Regions from separate parts of the Mus musculus genome. Here region 1 is linked to region 2. A link is a loop called in an ENCODE intact Hi-C map of the cell type or tissue named here. Cell type or tissue: heart. All regions are shown on one strand.

The links. Hi-C counts contacts between places; a loop is a spot of excess contacts. Peaks named below come from ENCODE experiments on the same cell type or tissue, not always from the same donor. Only the 100,000 strongest peaks of a DNase experiment are listed, where the experiment ranks them.
Region 1: it touches region 2 in a loop (2.3-fold over the local background); 1 of 42 quality-filtered maps calls a loop at or near these places.

Annotation. Positions count from the first base shown.
Region 1 is chr2:72,588,110-72,596,109 of GRCm38, reverse strand. No RefSeq gene overlaps it. Among named protein-coding and RNA genes, the nearest start is that of Gm30069, 23 kb to the left of the region's middle. In heart, no CTCF peak of the experiment used is centred here; a DNase peak (open chromatin) is centred at 7,129.
Region 2 is chr2:72,749,584-72,757,583 of GRCm38, reverse strand. The region is part of intron 4 of 6430710C18Rik (RIKEN cDNA 6430710C18 gene); the gene reads left to right. Among named protein-coding and RNA genes, the nearest start is that of Gm46747, 9.6 kb to the left of the region's middle. In heart, no CTCF peak of the experiment used is centred here; a DNase peak (open chromatin) is centred at 4,833; H3K27ac peaks cover 1,607 bases.

The DNA of each region.
Region 1 (8,000 bases), 160 kb after region 2:
ATCAGTGCCCTTCAGCAGAGTTCAACTCAAATGCTTACAGCCCCTCTGGGGCCTGGCAAGGCTCTGACATCACAGGGGATGGCCTGCCACCAAGACCCTTTCCACTATCTGGTCCTGGAAAGAAACTCATTTAAAAAAAAAAAAAGGTATTTTGAAGATACTCTGTGATAGCTTTTTGGCTTATTTTTCAAAATCCTTACATTTCATCTCAGTCTCAAAATTCCTTAAAATGCAACCCTTATTAGCTAGATGAGACTAGATGAGATCTTACTTCAATCCATTCCTCAATATTATACAAACAGTTTAAAGGTGATGTAGAAGTTGCCTACTTGAATATAGTGAAAGTCACTAAGTTAGATTAATTAGAAAAAAATTAGTAAAGAATACAAAATACAGTATTTTAAATTTTATTTTTATTTACATGTATGTGTGTGTATGTGTGCACCACATGTGTGTTTGGGGAAGAGGGGTACCCAAGAAGATCAGAAGAGAGCATGATATTCCCTGAAGGCATAGTTAAAGGTGGTTGTGAACCACCGGACATCGGTGCTGGGAACCGAACTCAAGTCTTCTTAAAGTGCAGCAAGTGTTCTTAACCACTGAGCTACCTCTTCAGCCCTTAGAATTCTTTTTAAAATCAGAGCTATAGCCATTTCAAATAATGTGCCCTTGTTCCAATGGGCTGCAAGAACTCTGAATATGGGCATTAAAAATCTAGTGATGCAAACATAGCATGTGATTATGTGTTGGCTCATAAACAATAATTCTAAAGGAGTGCCTTTACACTGAAAACTATGTTAGCGAAAGCCATAGACTGTCTGTCTAAATAAAAATGCCCCCCATAGGCTCATATATTTGAATGTTTAGTCATCAGGGAGTGGAACTATTTGAAAGGATTAGGAGGTGTGGCCTTGTTGGAGGAAGTGTGTCATTTTGAGGATTCACACCAGGCCAGCAGTCAGTCTCTGTCATCTCTGTCTCTGTCTCTGTCTCTGTCTCTGTCTCTGTCTCTGTCTCTGTCTCGTCTCCTCTCCTCTCCTCTCCTCTCCTCTCCTCTCCTCTCCTCTCCTCTCCCTCCCTGTTGCTTCTGGAACAGAATGTAGAGCTCGCAGCTCCTTCTCCACACCATGTCTGCCCACATACCATGATGCTCCCAGATGTGGTGATAATGGTCTAAGCCTCTGAAATTGTAAGCAAGCCCTCCCCATTAAATGCTTTCTTTTATAATGGTTGCCTTGGTCATAGTGTCTCTTCACAGCAATAAAACAGTGACTAAGACATCATCACTTCAGAAAAATACACAAAACACACAGATGGGGTCTGGACATATTCTCTTCAAGCCATCTAAAGCATTCTTTATCTCCTTAAATAAATTTTTATTTTTTTAGGCAAATATTTTCAAGAGAAAAATTATATTTCAGTTTAAATACCAAAGAAATTACTATTAATAATGAATAACAGGAGACCTAAATCAGTAATTGTATATCTTGGCCTCCTTTGTCTCTGTAATTCTAGTTTCCTTCTAGTAAGTTCTAAATTCACCTTATTTTATGAATGACACCTCCAAAATATAAAATATGTGTTATAGGTTCTCATTGGTGAAGTAAGATAGAATAAAAGTATTTAAATTAATAATTTTTACCACTAGTATGACGCAGGTTGAGAAAATTGCTGTTGCAATATTAATTCACCTCTTTTTTTTTATTGCTCCCTAAGATCTATGTGTTTGTAGGTTAAAAGAATTGTTCTACTATGCAGACTCCCTTGCAGCTACCAAACAGTGGTCATTGAAAGTGTCTAGGAGCAAACTCCAGAAACATCCTTTACAAGGTCTCCATGATTTGTCCACTTACACGTTGTCCTCTACCTGGAATTGAAAAGCATTTGCTAGAATTCTAGAATCCATTTAAGAACCAAGAAGACAACAGAGATGGCTAAAGATGGCCAAGTGAACGTATAAGTAGAGAAGGGACAGCTGTGACACCAGCACTGAACATATTTGTCTCTAGATTTCATAGTTCAGGAGAGAAATAGAACTTCTGCTGTGCTCAAGGCATTGTTTGGCTGACTTTTCTTCTATCTACAGCTGAACCCATATCCTAAATGAAAGACCCACATCCTCTCAGCCAGCCCTCCATCACATTTGTCCCACTGGCTCTTAGGGCAGAACTTCTGATGTGTGTGTGTGTGTGTGTGTGTGTGTGTGTGTGTGTATGTGTGTGTGTGTGTGAGAAACCTGGAATCTGGGGTGGAACTCACGTCTCTAAGCTCCCAAATGAGGCTGATGCTGCTGGCCTACAGCTTGGTCTGAAGAGTGAGGTCTAGAGGTTTTAAATACTAACTGCAAATTGCACCCATGTGTGATTTTGTACTTTTGTTCTTGAGGAGAGAGCCCATTGTTGTTGTCATACTCTCAAAGGAGCCAGTCAAACAAGAATATTTAAAGCAGATATTGTGTGGGATTAATTGGCAATAAAGGAAGATGACTACAGGGTTGGATGCCCATCCTGGAATCCCCACCTTAGAGGACAGCAGATACACTGGTTATTCTCTGTCTGCCTGGTTCCCAATTCACTCCAAGTCCTGACCCTGCCTTGCCCTGGCCCGTCTCTGGGCTCTGGGAGGAGGACTCTCTCTGAGCTCTGTCCCTTGTATTTTTTTGTCAACGGATTCTGATTGGGTGTGACTAACAGAGGGATCCGAAAAAGATGTGGAGAAGAGAGGGGTGGGGTTTCCTTCCCTGCTTTCCTATTTTGAGTCTTGTCTCTAGTATTAGAATATCCCTCCTTTGGCATACCCCAAAGCTCATAGGACTAACCTACTGACAGCCTTCCCTTCTCTTGAGCCCTTAAATGCCCTCTCTTCCTTCTTATTTCTTAATTAATTACCTATCAACAGGGGCTCCCTAAGTAGCTCTGGGTAGACTGAAATTCAAGATCCTGCCTGACCCTCCTGTGTGTAGGGATTAGAGGAATGTGCTATCATGCTCAGTATAATTCATTTCTTTGTAGGCCTATATTCTTTGTCTGACAAGCACATGGAGAATGACAGCTTGGTCTCCCCTACTTCCTTGGTGCCTAACATATGCAGAGAGCTTTAAACATGGAAGGAGAGAGAGGAGCACAGAGAGGTCGGAAGGTCCTCTGCAGTTTTACTCCCTCCCTCGCCTCGGGAGGGAAGCAGCAGTCATCTTCCCTCCTTTTCCAAGAGTTTTTATGTTTCCATGAGATGTCATATGTGCTCTGAAAATATCAGAAGAGCTGGGACTCAAGCCCCAGACAGTCACATAAGACAAGCAAGAGGCTGCTGTGTGATGGGGACACCTTGCCAGGTGTGATCAGATGCTTTCACATAGCCTGTTCTGCCCATTCCTCTAGGAATGCATCCGATGACACAGGCTAAAAGCTTTTTATCATTGTTATTTGCACAATAATTGGTTTGGGTTTTTTTTTTCTTACACCTGAGCAAAATATTTATTCTTTGCAAGACCCCTGACTAAAACATATGCTGTTGGAAACAGAGAAAACTGTGGCTATCTTACGGAAGTTCATTTGGTATTCATAATGGCGCCCTTAGAGATAGGCAGAGAGGATGAAATCATTTTAATAACTGCCGTCTCCTCTCCTTCCCTGCCAATAACCCTGATTCTTTACCCTTGCTTCACACACTTCTCTGCTTGACCCACATGCGCAGGGTCTTTATGAGCCAAACCACAAGGAGAATATTCATCTGCCTTATTCTGTATGCTTTTGTCTCTCTGCCTGCTTCACCTCCTCTGCAAGATCTCTCAAAAAACAATAAAGTAATGTGTTGTGGCAGCTAAGTACACGCCAGGCGACATTCACAGCCAAGTCTACATCACTTACAGTGAAAGCCTTTGTTGTCTTTATGAAGTGTGTGTGTAAGGGCTCCTGGTGACTCAGGCCCCGCTGGTTATTAATCACATTGTTTGGTATCATTCTTCCTGTTGTGCAGAGCAATGTAAGTGACATCTGTCTCAAAGCTAACTGTCAATGTCTTCTTTAGCCAGATCCTCTGTCTTAATCCTGCCTCCTTTGCTACTGGGCTTGTATCAGATCCCTAGTGAGTCTCTTACTGGGATGTCTAACTCAACGGAGCACAAACCACACTCGAATGTTAGTTTTGTATCTCCAGATGGTGCTTAGGGCTGGGGGTGCAGCTTGGGAGTTGAGCACTTCTTATCTAGTATAGACAAGGCCCTGGGCTTGATCCCTGACCCTGGGTTTGATCCTGAGCCCAAACAAAACTAAACTAAAGAATAATACCTGTCAGCCTTGAAGCAGGATGCGGCTTACTTGCTGCCTTGAAAGAAGGCTGACTCCCACTCCTCGCCCCCTCCCCCCCCCCCCCCCGAGAGCAATTAAAAGAAGTGGTAACAGAAGAAGAGAGAGAGGAGGAATAACAAAAAGGAGGGGATGGGGTAATGATTGCTTCCTAATTCTCAAATATCCTCATTTTCTCCAACTCAGGTCCACAAGTGGACCTTAGAAGTCTGGCTTTCACTGTGTAGAAATCATCTTCCTCTGATGTTAGCCCCCCTGTGAGGAGAGTGGAGGGTTTTTTCGGTGACACCAAACACAGAAGAGTATGAATCTATTTGACCTCAACGTGAGTAGCATTCCTGTCATCCACGTTTCAGTACTAGGTAAGAGCTGCTAGAAGAGAGACCCTAGGGTGACTCAGACACAAGGAAGTCCTGACTCCTCAGGAGCCCTCATACTGGGTGGCCCCAAGGGGAACTAGAAACCAGGCCCTGTTTTGATGGGTCCTAAGACATAGTAGACCTAGGATAGGGCCTGACCTTGTGCAGGACAGATCTCTTCTGTAGAGAGCTGCTCGTCTGAGGCTTCCCGGGAGCTGATGGAGCAAGCTCTTTTTGTAGCTAGAGGACCTGGGAAATGTGTGAGCGCATCCTCCACACCCTGTCCTCTGGTGGATCTCACAGGGCTTGGCTGTGCAGCTTCCCAAGGCTTCTGGTGCTCAGAGCTGGCATCCTGTGACAGAAAAAAATCCGTTTTCAGGCAGCAAATGCCCAACCCTTCATTTGGTTTTCAAAATTCCACCATCCATATCCTTGCAAGAAGAGGGAGAGAGGAAGGAAGAGAGGGAGGGAGGGAGGGAGGGAGGGAGGGAGGGAGGGAGGGAGGGAGGGAGGGAGGGAGGAAAAGAGGGAGGAAGGGAGGGGAGGAGGGAGGAAAGGAGGGAGGAAGGGAGAGAAGGAGGGAGGGAAGGAGAAAGGAAGGGAGGGAAGGAGGCAAGAAGGGAAGGATCAGCCTCCTGTTCAAGGTGATCTGATTCTCTTTAATGGTGATGGCTTACAGACAGCAGACATAATCGTGGACATCAAACCTGAAAGTTTTGTCTTTGCTCTGAAGAACAAAAGAGAGTGTCCTTTCTTCTGCCTCTCCCTCTGACCTGCAGCAGCCATCTCTCAACCATAAGCATATATGCCTAAAGACAAAAGCCAGGTGGTAGACCTTTGAATCAGTAAGAACCTGGTTCTTTGATGACTTCACTTTATTACTGTACCTTAGAATCCCTTTTCTAGCTCTCCCACTACAGGAGATTACAAGTGTGTTTACTTTTTAAGCCCTGCACTTTGAAAATGATACACAGGAATATACTAACATTTTCTAGTATATAGACTACTAACAATTCATGCCATTGAACGAATAAATGCCCAGAGCATATATATATACCCTGTGTGAGATGTGGTGACAAAGACTTCATTGCTATACATTCCCTTTTTGTGTGTGCAATGAGTGCAAAGTGCTATGAAGGGAGGGGACCAAAGACTGCTCGACCTCAGGGAGAGCGAGACTGGCTGTTTATTGCAAGGATGGATTCAGGGACCTTTATAAAGACACATGGAAAAACAAACACCCTACTTATGACCAGCTACTTGGGCGGGGGGGGGGGGGGGAGAGATGCTGATGAAAAGAAGTGGTTCACACCTCAGAAGAGTGAAACCACAGGAAAGTTCAGCTGGTAATGATGCATTCAGACTACAGCCTAGGAAAGGCCCCGTGTTGACTGTCGTTGCTAACCCTCCAGCCAGCTATTTCCTCTTTCATTTGATCATTAAAGAGCTCCCTTCCTTGGATTTTGAGCTTGCGGGAACTCCATTCTTTGACTAATTCACCTTCAAATAAAAGCTGGGTCTTGATGTATTACAGTGGGAGGCTGGGCCATGCTTATAATCCATCATCCCATTCAGCTGATGGCGAACTCCCAGGGGAGAGAAACCCAACATGTTGTTCTGACATGTTGGAGCCATGTGTGATCTAAGCCTGGAGCTCTGGTGATCTGTAATGACCTCTGGTCATCTATAATCTCCAAGGTGGCCCAGTTCAGAATAGAGACAGTCCTGGGCCACACAGAGCACTGGGTAGGCTTTAAAAACCCTACTCAGTGCTGAGAAAGAAAGATTTTTATGATGCTAATTGGCATGAAACACACTGGCTCTTTCAACTCACCCACTTTGGCACACTTAATAATCTGATCAAGAGACACACATCAGGGTACCAATTTCTTATGTGATACAGATCTTAAAAAAAAAAAATCAAAGCTTGAAGACAGCATTTCAAGTCTCTTAATCTTAATCACTGATTCCTAGAATTGCCTTTCAAGTCAGCATCCAGTCAATGCCAGGATGTACAAATATAGATGCTGATATTGGCATCTGAGTGGTTGCTGAAATTGTCTCCTTCCTGTTTGGTTTTAGACCTTTGGGAAAACACTCAAGAGCCCACACTAACCTGCTGCTGCCTGAGCCAAGAAGTGATTGACCTAACATGTCCTGAAAGTAAAAACCAGCCCTCATCCAAGCGCCTCCTTGCTTCACCAACCTTCCTGGTCAGGAACTGCCTCTCTGAAGAGGGCTTGACCCAGAAAATAGAAAGATGGCGAAGTCAGTTCTAAAGTCACGCAACTATGAATCAACTGGTCCTTGTACCTCATCTCTAAGGAGACTGAGGGTTTAAATGGAGTGCTTCACTCTCTCCAGCATCCTTAAGACGCCACATGTCTAGTGAAACTGTTTTCTTGGCAGAGACTCCAAGGACACAAAAATGGAACACTTTGTACCTAAATTCTCCACACATGCACTCCTCCCACGTTAGAAGTTGTTCGCAGCTGCAGAGGACAGGAAGTGAGGGCTTCCTCAAATCACGAGCAACAGACTTTCTTCTGGTGATACAACAATCCTACTTATTTTAACAATATCTCGATTTCCCATAAAAAGGAAAGCTAGCTAAATATACAGAAAAGTTTAATTAAAACATCATTCTTTGCTACACTTTACCAGGAAAACAACAATCATGATTAATTCTTTCTCAAATAGTGCCCCTCAATGGAATGAGAATGTCTGTCTGGTGAACAGTGTCTCATCAGGTCTCCTTTCCCTGTCCCCGCACCTAACATCACCATGTTACAGCACAGAATAAGCCCCACCCCCACCCCCACCCCCGTCTTTACTTCTGTTATGAAGAGCCATGTGGACTTCGGGTATTTAAACTTTAAAGCAGCAATGGAAACTTTATCATTGGCAAGCTCTAGGATATGTGCTATGCAGGGCAACTAGCTCGGTCCTGTTTACTGAGGCTTTCCACTGAAGTATTACTGCCATTTTTCTTAAGTCCATCCAGGGCAAAGTAGGATGGTGGCCTAGCAGTGTGGTCCTCAGGAAGGGATGCCCAAATCAGGCTAGTCCCAGAATTCTACTTTTCCCTGAGCAAACAATAAAATAAAATGTGGTAAAGGATATTTGGAACTGAATTAAGAACTGGGTTAGTATCTGGGCTGTGGTGGTACACACCTTCAATCCCAGCACTCGGGAGGAGGCACAGGCACAGCACAGGCAGGTGGATCTCTGTGAGTTTGGGGGGGAATGGAGAAGGGGAAGGGAAAAGGGGAGAGGAGGGGACAGGGGAGGGGAGGGGAGGGGAGAATTGGATTAGTAACAAGTATGCTCTGGGAGA
Region 2 (8,000 bases):
GGTCAGAGAGGTCTATTTGCAATTAGATCTAGCTAAGACCCATAACCAATGTGTATTTATCTGATGAAGTCAAAGCTGTTGCATATTTTACATATTTCATAAAGTAAAAATTTTGCAACGCTTTCCATGTGTCCCTTCTCAAACACCATATAATAATTTAACTGATCAACTAGCTCACCCACTATTCTTAGCTCCACTTTAAAATTTGTACGTTACTGCAGGTATATTTATAACTCTTAGTCCCTGATAGGTGGGAAGCATTAAACATTCAGAGAACCTTATAGCTCATTTGGGGGGGGGGGGTGGGATGAGAATTGAATATGATTTTAGATTTTTTTTTTTTTTTGCTAATGGCTCAGTCAATGTGCATTTTCCATTTTCCCGACTATGGCTAGCCAACTAGAGAGGACAATGATTCTTTATAGAAACTCTGAGACAAAAGGTATATAGCCCAGGATGAGCTATAAATTTTACAATTCCATTTTTAGTAGTGTTCATATCATTAATAAACTTCAAAGGCAGAAAAGATCCTTTGAAAGTGGAGTTTCGGGGTCAGCAGTGGAGTTGGCTTTAAGAATGAGCTTTCCCGCTGGATTTTAAAGGTTTTTCTCCAGCGTCATTTATTTCTTCAATTCCAAGAAAGCAAAGTGGAATTTAGTTCAATTTAAAATCTATTTATTATAAAAAGTTCAAATATTCACTCAGGAAGAGCAAAAAACGGCAAATCTCCACATATTCATCACTTCACAGTTTTTCTTATTTTGCTATGTGTGACTACCAGCCTTGTCTTTTGTTGAAGATGTATATAGTGAATTTCAAACACTGACTTTACCCTGGAATCCTTCAGGTGTGACTCGACTCAGCTGACACATTTTTCTTAGATCACCACAGTGCCCTCATGGCACTTTGCGTCAGCAAGGCTTCTTATCATTGTGACAAATGTCCAAGTCCATGGTCATTTGGATTTGAACTTCTGGACCTGAGATGAGACAGGATACCATGTCGATGGGTACACTTACCTCATGGGAGATGTGGGATGGAGGGAGGCAAGGCAGAGCAGGTAGGAGAGATATCAAGAATAAGGCACAGTTCCCAAAAATATAGTCTCCAATTATCCACTTCCTGCAGCTAGGCCCCACCTATAATGACCCACTGCATGCAACTAGGCCCTACCTCATTTAGATTCCTACCTGGGGACCTCTAAGTGTTATTTCATAATCAAACTGTAACATACCCTGAAAACAGTTCCTTAGCTTTGTTTAAAATGCCCTGTCCACATTAAACATTCCAAGTTGCCCTCCCAGTTGTTTTGGTTGTTTGTTCACCCTGAAATCCCAAAGAGGTTCATGTGTCACCTGTTTGCACACCTGGCATCTTCAAATCCAAAGTGACTGGAAGGATGGGGAGATAGCTGAGTTGGTAAAGGGCTTGCCTCACAAGCATGGGGACCTGAGTTCAGCCCCCAGGACTCATGTCAAGTAGTCAAGCACAGTGGAACACATCTGTCATGCAGGCCGTGGTTAGAGACAGGGGCATCCCTGGTGCTGGCCGACCATCCAGCTCATCCTAACCGGAGAGCTTCAGGCCTGTGAAACAAGTGAGGTGGATGGCTCCTGAGAAACAATATCTGAGGTTACCCTCTAGCATCCGCATGTATGGACACACACACACACACAAACACACACACACACACCCTAAAACAGTTCTCATCCAGTCCCCTTTGATTCATGCTGTTCATCTCAAGAGACTTTTTCTTTCTTTTTTTTTTTTTTTTATTGATTCTTTGTGAGTTGTACATCAAGGATCCCAATCCCACTCATGTATCAGCCCTTATCCTTGTAACCTCCTTCTCAAGGGAAAATAAAAAACAAAAATAAACAAAACATGAAAAATATCTTGTCCTGGAAACTATAGTGTGTCATAGTGTGACCCACCATTACCCTTTTGTTCACACATCTTGCAAATGTTTATTTCAATGAGTCATTGGTCTGGTGTGAGGCCTCTGGCTTCTGCTACATTATTGATACTGCACCCTCACTGGGACTCCTTTCTGATATCCTGTTGTTGCCCCGTGTCTTGGAGATCCTGCAGCTTTGGATCTGAGGGACTAGCCCTTTTATATCCTCCAGCAATTTATAGATAAGGCAGATGCTGCAGTGGACCAACTCAAAGCCCTGGATCTGGGCTTCGGTGGTAGCTGAGTTGGTCAGCCAGACAGCTCTACTGTAACCTCACCACCAGAGCAAGCTCTCCAGCATTGCCCTGGCCAGCTCACCAAATGCTGCAGCCTCCAAGGTTCAGGGTTAGCATGCTCAATCTCATGCATTCAGGGAGGCTCACCCAAACCCATGCCACCAGGGCCAGCTCTACTGTGCTGCCCAGGTGGAGTGCAGAGCCCACTCTCACTTGGGAAAGTGCTGCAGACAGTGAGGGAAGGGGCCAACACTGCACAGCCCTTGGGCCTCAACATGGCCCAGGCAGCAGTCGGGCCCAGAGACTTCCACACAGTCTTTAGTGGTAATATGGGCCATGGATATTGACACAGACCCCTGCTACTGCAGGGCCATGAACCCAGACATGGCCCTCAATGGCAGCACAGGCTGGGACTTCACCATGACCTCAGGTGGCAGGGCAGGAGGACTGTTCCTCTCCAGCCTCGTGTCTCCAGTCCTGCCTCTCTTTACAATGCTCAAACTGTTCTGCTCTTTTCTCCTTCCTGTCTTTCCGCCACTCTTTTGGGCCTGTGATGGCTTCCATTGAAGGCTGGCTATGCAGCTGGCAGGCCTCTAGGTCTCTTCCCCTGCCTGATATGCTTAGTGTGGTGACAGGCAGGCTTCTCCCAAAAGAGTCTTATTCTTTCGATGCTCCAGGTTCTGGTTTTAGCTGGTGTTCAATATGGGATCTCTTATGTTTTAATTATGAAGGCTTTAACTTATGGAGGTGCGACATTTGACTTTTCTTCATGTTCTATCATACCAGGAAGTAGGAAATGTAGGCTTTATCCGAGTTTAGTGATGCCAAGGCTTATCAATGAGTCCAGCTGGAGATGATCCTTCCAGTAGGACACTGATTTCACTCTCAGGACTAGAGAGAGTACCGAGAACACCTCTTCTTTATCTGTTCCTGTCTCAGCTCCCGTGGATGCTCACTGCCTTAGCAGCTATCACACGAGGGTGACGACGCGGCATTTTTACGACTTGCTCTTCCCTTTATTTTTATTATCTGGAACCTTACAGACAAGTTTCCCCTCATCCGTTGTCAATGGGTTGCTTTGAAATACAGCTCATGTAACAGAGACAGAATAAACGTTTAAGTCTTCCCAGCTCATCTGATTTTTAAGCGCTTGTCTTTGAAGTTGCTTCAACACTAATAGCTATGATGTCATTGAAAGTAGGGCATAGGTAGGGCTAGTGAGATGGCTCAGCAGGTACAGACACTTGCTGCCAAGTCTGATGACCTGAGTTCTGTCGCTGGGGCTGACAAGGTGGAGGGAGAGAACCCGCTGCAGCAAGCAGTCCTCTGACCTCTGTACTTTCTCTGTGTCACCTAAGCACACCCTTCCCAAATAAGTGAAGTGATAAAAAACATAAGGCCTCATCCTTTGGACCAGAGTCCAGTATGATAAGAAGCCTTCTCAAGAAGGCTACGTCTGTGCAATACTAGGAGAAAGGGCCATGCATAGCTACCCGTGTGGTGTGGCTTGTTTATTCTGAAGAGTTTTGAAGGGGAAAAAAAATCTATTCTATCACCATTATGTTCAGAATTATTTATTTTTCAATTACAAAATAATGACAATAAAAATACCACATCAACTAGCTGTTCCTAGCATATGCACTTAAAGGAGAGACATGGCGGCAAAGGTGGGGTGCTAAGCATGAAAATGAGCACCCCTTGAACCTTGACTGAGCTCCACAGGTTCACAAAGTAACAAATTCTTTAGCAATAGGCACACTGCATCTGTCCCGGCCAGTTTTACATCAGTTTGAAACTGTATAGAGACATCTGAAAGGAGGGAACCTCGATTGAGAAAATGTCTCCATAAGGTCAGGCTGTGGGTCAGACTGTAGAGCATTTTCTAAATTAGTGATTGGTAGGGGAAGGCCCAGCCCATTGTGGGTGGTGCCACCTTTGGGCTTTTAGTCCTGGATTCTATAAGAAAGCAAGCTGAGCAAGCCAGGCAGAGCAAGTCAGTAAGCAGCACCCATCTATGGCTTTTGCTTCAGCTCTTGCCTCTTGCTTGAGTTCCTGTCCTGGCTTCCTTCATTGATAGACTACAATGTGGAAATGTGAGCCAAATAAGCCCTCTCCTCTCTAATTTGTTTTTTGATCATGGTGTTTCGTTGTACCATGTTTTATATTGAAAAGCGTTTAAATTAGAGCATCTCTCCATCCATTAATCGCAGTGTGTGTGTTATATACCCCAAACAGTCTTATCAAGATGTCCCTGCTTTCGTTGGCATATCTGCAGCAGCCAGGGCTTGCTATTCCTTCTCATAAAGGCTCACTACATTTTACCACACAGAAGTAATTTGATAGTGTTGGTGATTCCAGGAATTGAGATTTCATGAGAAATTGTTGGCAAGGGGCCTTTTGCTTTCTGGGATGTTTGCCAGGAAGTTTATCTGTGTCTGTCTTCACAGACTTTGTTGACAATCGCCTTCTTAGCAGGTGACAGGTGTGACCTTTGATCCCTACCTTTCATCGCATTTATTTTAAAACTCCTTATCTTATCCATGACCCTGCAGTAAACTTCAAACAGGTCTGACTGCAAGGAGTAAGCTTTGGCTGGAACCTGTCAGCTGGGCTTACTGGACCAGGTGCTGCCTACACTATGTATTGTCTTCTCAGAAACCCCAGGGAAATGGGCTGTGGCCTCTTCCTGAGTACAGGGATGTGAACAGGAAGTAGATCTCTCTCCTTGAGAACGGCAAAGGCCCATGAGTTTAGACTGGAAATCCACTGCTTTCCCCGCTGAGCAATCTTGGCAGGAGTTTTGTGGAGTCAGGGCAGAGTGACGGCAAGGATGGAAACAGGTCCTCTCTTTTGATTCTCCGTGAGTTTGAACCAGACTCTCTGCTCTGGTCTGAATCCTTTCTTTTTAAAAGGCAGAAAAGATAGCTATCTTAGTGGTTGTAGAGACTCAAAGGCCCTTAAAGACTATAATCTCTGTTAATGTGGAGTAAAATACTGAGCTGATATAGCATAGTGTCCCAGATGGAGTCAAAACCATAACTACAAACTGGAATCAGGGGTGTTCAGGCATTCTCAATGCACCCCATACGCTCTCTCTGGGTGCCCAGCCCTCCACAGGCAAAGGCTACTTCTCACAGAGATAGTGGGGTCTGGGATCCAGAGGCAGAAGGTTCGTTTGGAGGCTGACTTCACCACTCAAGAACTTTGTGAGCTTGTACAATACTTAACATTTTTCTACAGCAGATCCTTCACCTCTATCAAAAAGAGTATAATCTGACACGTGGTGACATATACCTACAGTCCTAGTTAGTACTCAGGAACCTGGGGGATGGGGGGGGCGGGGGGGGTGGATTTTGAGTTTGAGGCCAGCCTGAGCTTCACCATGAAACTGTCTCAAACAACAAAATCCCTATAAAACCAAATCCTGGGTATTGTATGAGTCCCAAAAGATGTTAGCTATTAAGTGCTTAGAACAGAGCCTAATACTCACCACGCAGCAAGCTGGCATTGCCTTTTCTTCTTCCATGATTGCTACTGACTGGTGGGGTGGGGTGGGGTGGGGTGGGGTGGGGTGGGGTGGGGTGGGATGGTCAGAGTTGGTGTGAACAAGGCTCATTTTACCTTACATTCTGGCTCTGTGAGTTCAGACTAGTCTTTTGTGTGTCTGTGCCTTCATTTCCTCCTCTGCCAAATGTAGTTAAAAATAGAACTGATCTCATAGGACTCTGTTGGCGATTTACTGAGGATCAATGGGAGACACCCTTAGCTGTTGCCTAATATTACCAGGATTTTGGTTGTGTTAAGTTAGGTCAGAGGGGAGGGGACTGGGAAGATGCCATCCTTTGAACCTCAGGGAATGGATAACACAGGCAGAGGACACAGGAATCATTTTGTTTTTTTAGACAAAGTGACAAAGACTGGAGAATAAACCTTCCCCACCATTGGAAGAACAAGGAGGGGCTTCTGTGTCTTAATACTGTACAGAATGCTCGGGTGGCGGGTGAAGCCAGAGGTCACAGCTGTGACCCGTGAATGGCTCTCTTAGGTGCCCTCACTCACTCATCAAAAATATTTTTTGAGCACCTGCTGTACGTTAGCTATCATTCTAGGATTCAGCTGGATACCAGACAATACTTTCCCGTCAGGCACTTGCAGTTGGTGAGAAATGGGGGTAACACATAACAAATAACAAATACGATATAATATGATCTTCCTGGAACCTAGGATATGGATATGTTCAGCTTTAGTAAATGCTGCTAAGCAATTTTCTAAAGTAGCTATAAGGAGTTACAATCCAGCTCCCCAACAGTGTGTGAAGATCCAGGCCCTTGCCAACATTTAGTGCTTTCTTTTTTATTTTAGCCATTGTTTTGTATCATGGTTTAAATGAAGTAATTCATGAAGTTGAACACATTTTCCTAGACTTATTTTGTTTTCTCTTTGGCTTCTTCCTTCTCCTCCTCCTTCATCTTCCTCTCCCCCCCCCCCTTTCCTTTCCTTCTCCACCATCTTTCTCCTTTTCATCTGTGATGTGCACAGATCATGCAGTGGCTGCTCGATTTATTGAAGCCAGTCTGGGAAGAGCAGGAAGCTGATACGGCTGGAGGAGAAGGAAAAGAAACAGTGATCAGAGGGATGTGGAGGGACACGTAGTCTGGTGAGTCACAGTGAGAATGTGCTTAGCCAAGGAGAGTGTGGGTCATAAGGGGTCATGAGAAGCTGTTTAACAGGACCGTCTGCTAGACAGACTCATGATTCCCAGAGACTAGTCCCCAGAGTGCTCTGGAAGAGGGAACGGATGCTGCTACTTGTGATCCTTAAGATTATCCTGGGCTGTCTTGATGGCCCCTGCGTATTCATAAACATCCTTATAAGGAAAGACAGACAGGTCAGATGATGAGTCAGAGAAGGGACAGTGAGATGGCTCAGTCCATATCGCCAGATCTGAGCATGAGCGAGGGAAGGAGTCACGAGCTGTGCTGGTCTGTGTCACTTGTCAAGTTGACAGAATCTAGAACCACATGGGATCCTGAGCAAGCCTGCCAGGGATTATCTTGATTATGTTGATGGATATGGGAAGGCCTATTTTAGCTGTAGATGAGACTGTATAAGGGGAGAGAAACAGAGAGACAGAGAGACAGAGACAGACACAGAGACAGAGACACAGAGGGAATTGAGCAGCAGCATGTGTGTGTTCGCTGCTCTCTTCTGACTGTAAACATAATGTGAGCGGCTGCTTCAAGCTTTTGCTGCCTTCACACGGCTGCCATGATGGATGGTATCTTGAACTGTGAGCTAAAAGCCTTTCTTATTTCTGAGTTCTAGGCCAGCCTGGTCTACAGAGTGAGTTCCAGGGCATCCAGTGCTACACAGAGAAAACCTGTCTCAAAAACAAAACCAAAACAAAACCAAAACAAACAAAAACAAAAGGCCTTTCTTCTTTGAGCTGCTTTTGCCAGGACCTTTTTCTTTTTCTTTTTTCTTTTTTTTTTTTTTTTTTTTTTTTTTTTTGTCACAGTTGCAGCAACAGGAAAAGATTCTGGGATCTAGAAAAGGAGTGAGAAAGTATGGAGGGTTTTGGGGCTGCTTCTAGGAATTGGGCAAGAATTTGACATTGGGCTAGGACAAGAAAGTAGGCGCAAGGTAAATACAGCTGAGGAATGTGTTCTTTGTGTCTTGATGGGTCTTGTTAAGACCCTGAACACAGTAATGGGACCTTTGCTTATGCTTTGTTTGTTCCTTAACTACTCTGTTTATGCCTTAGGACTGACCTTATTCTTCTTATGTACCTAGAATGGTATAAAAGC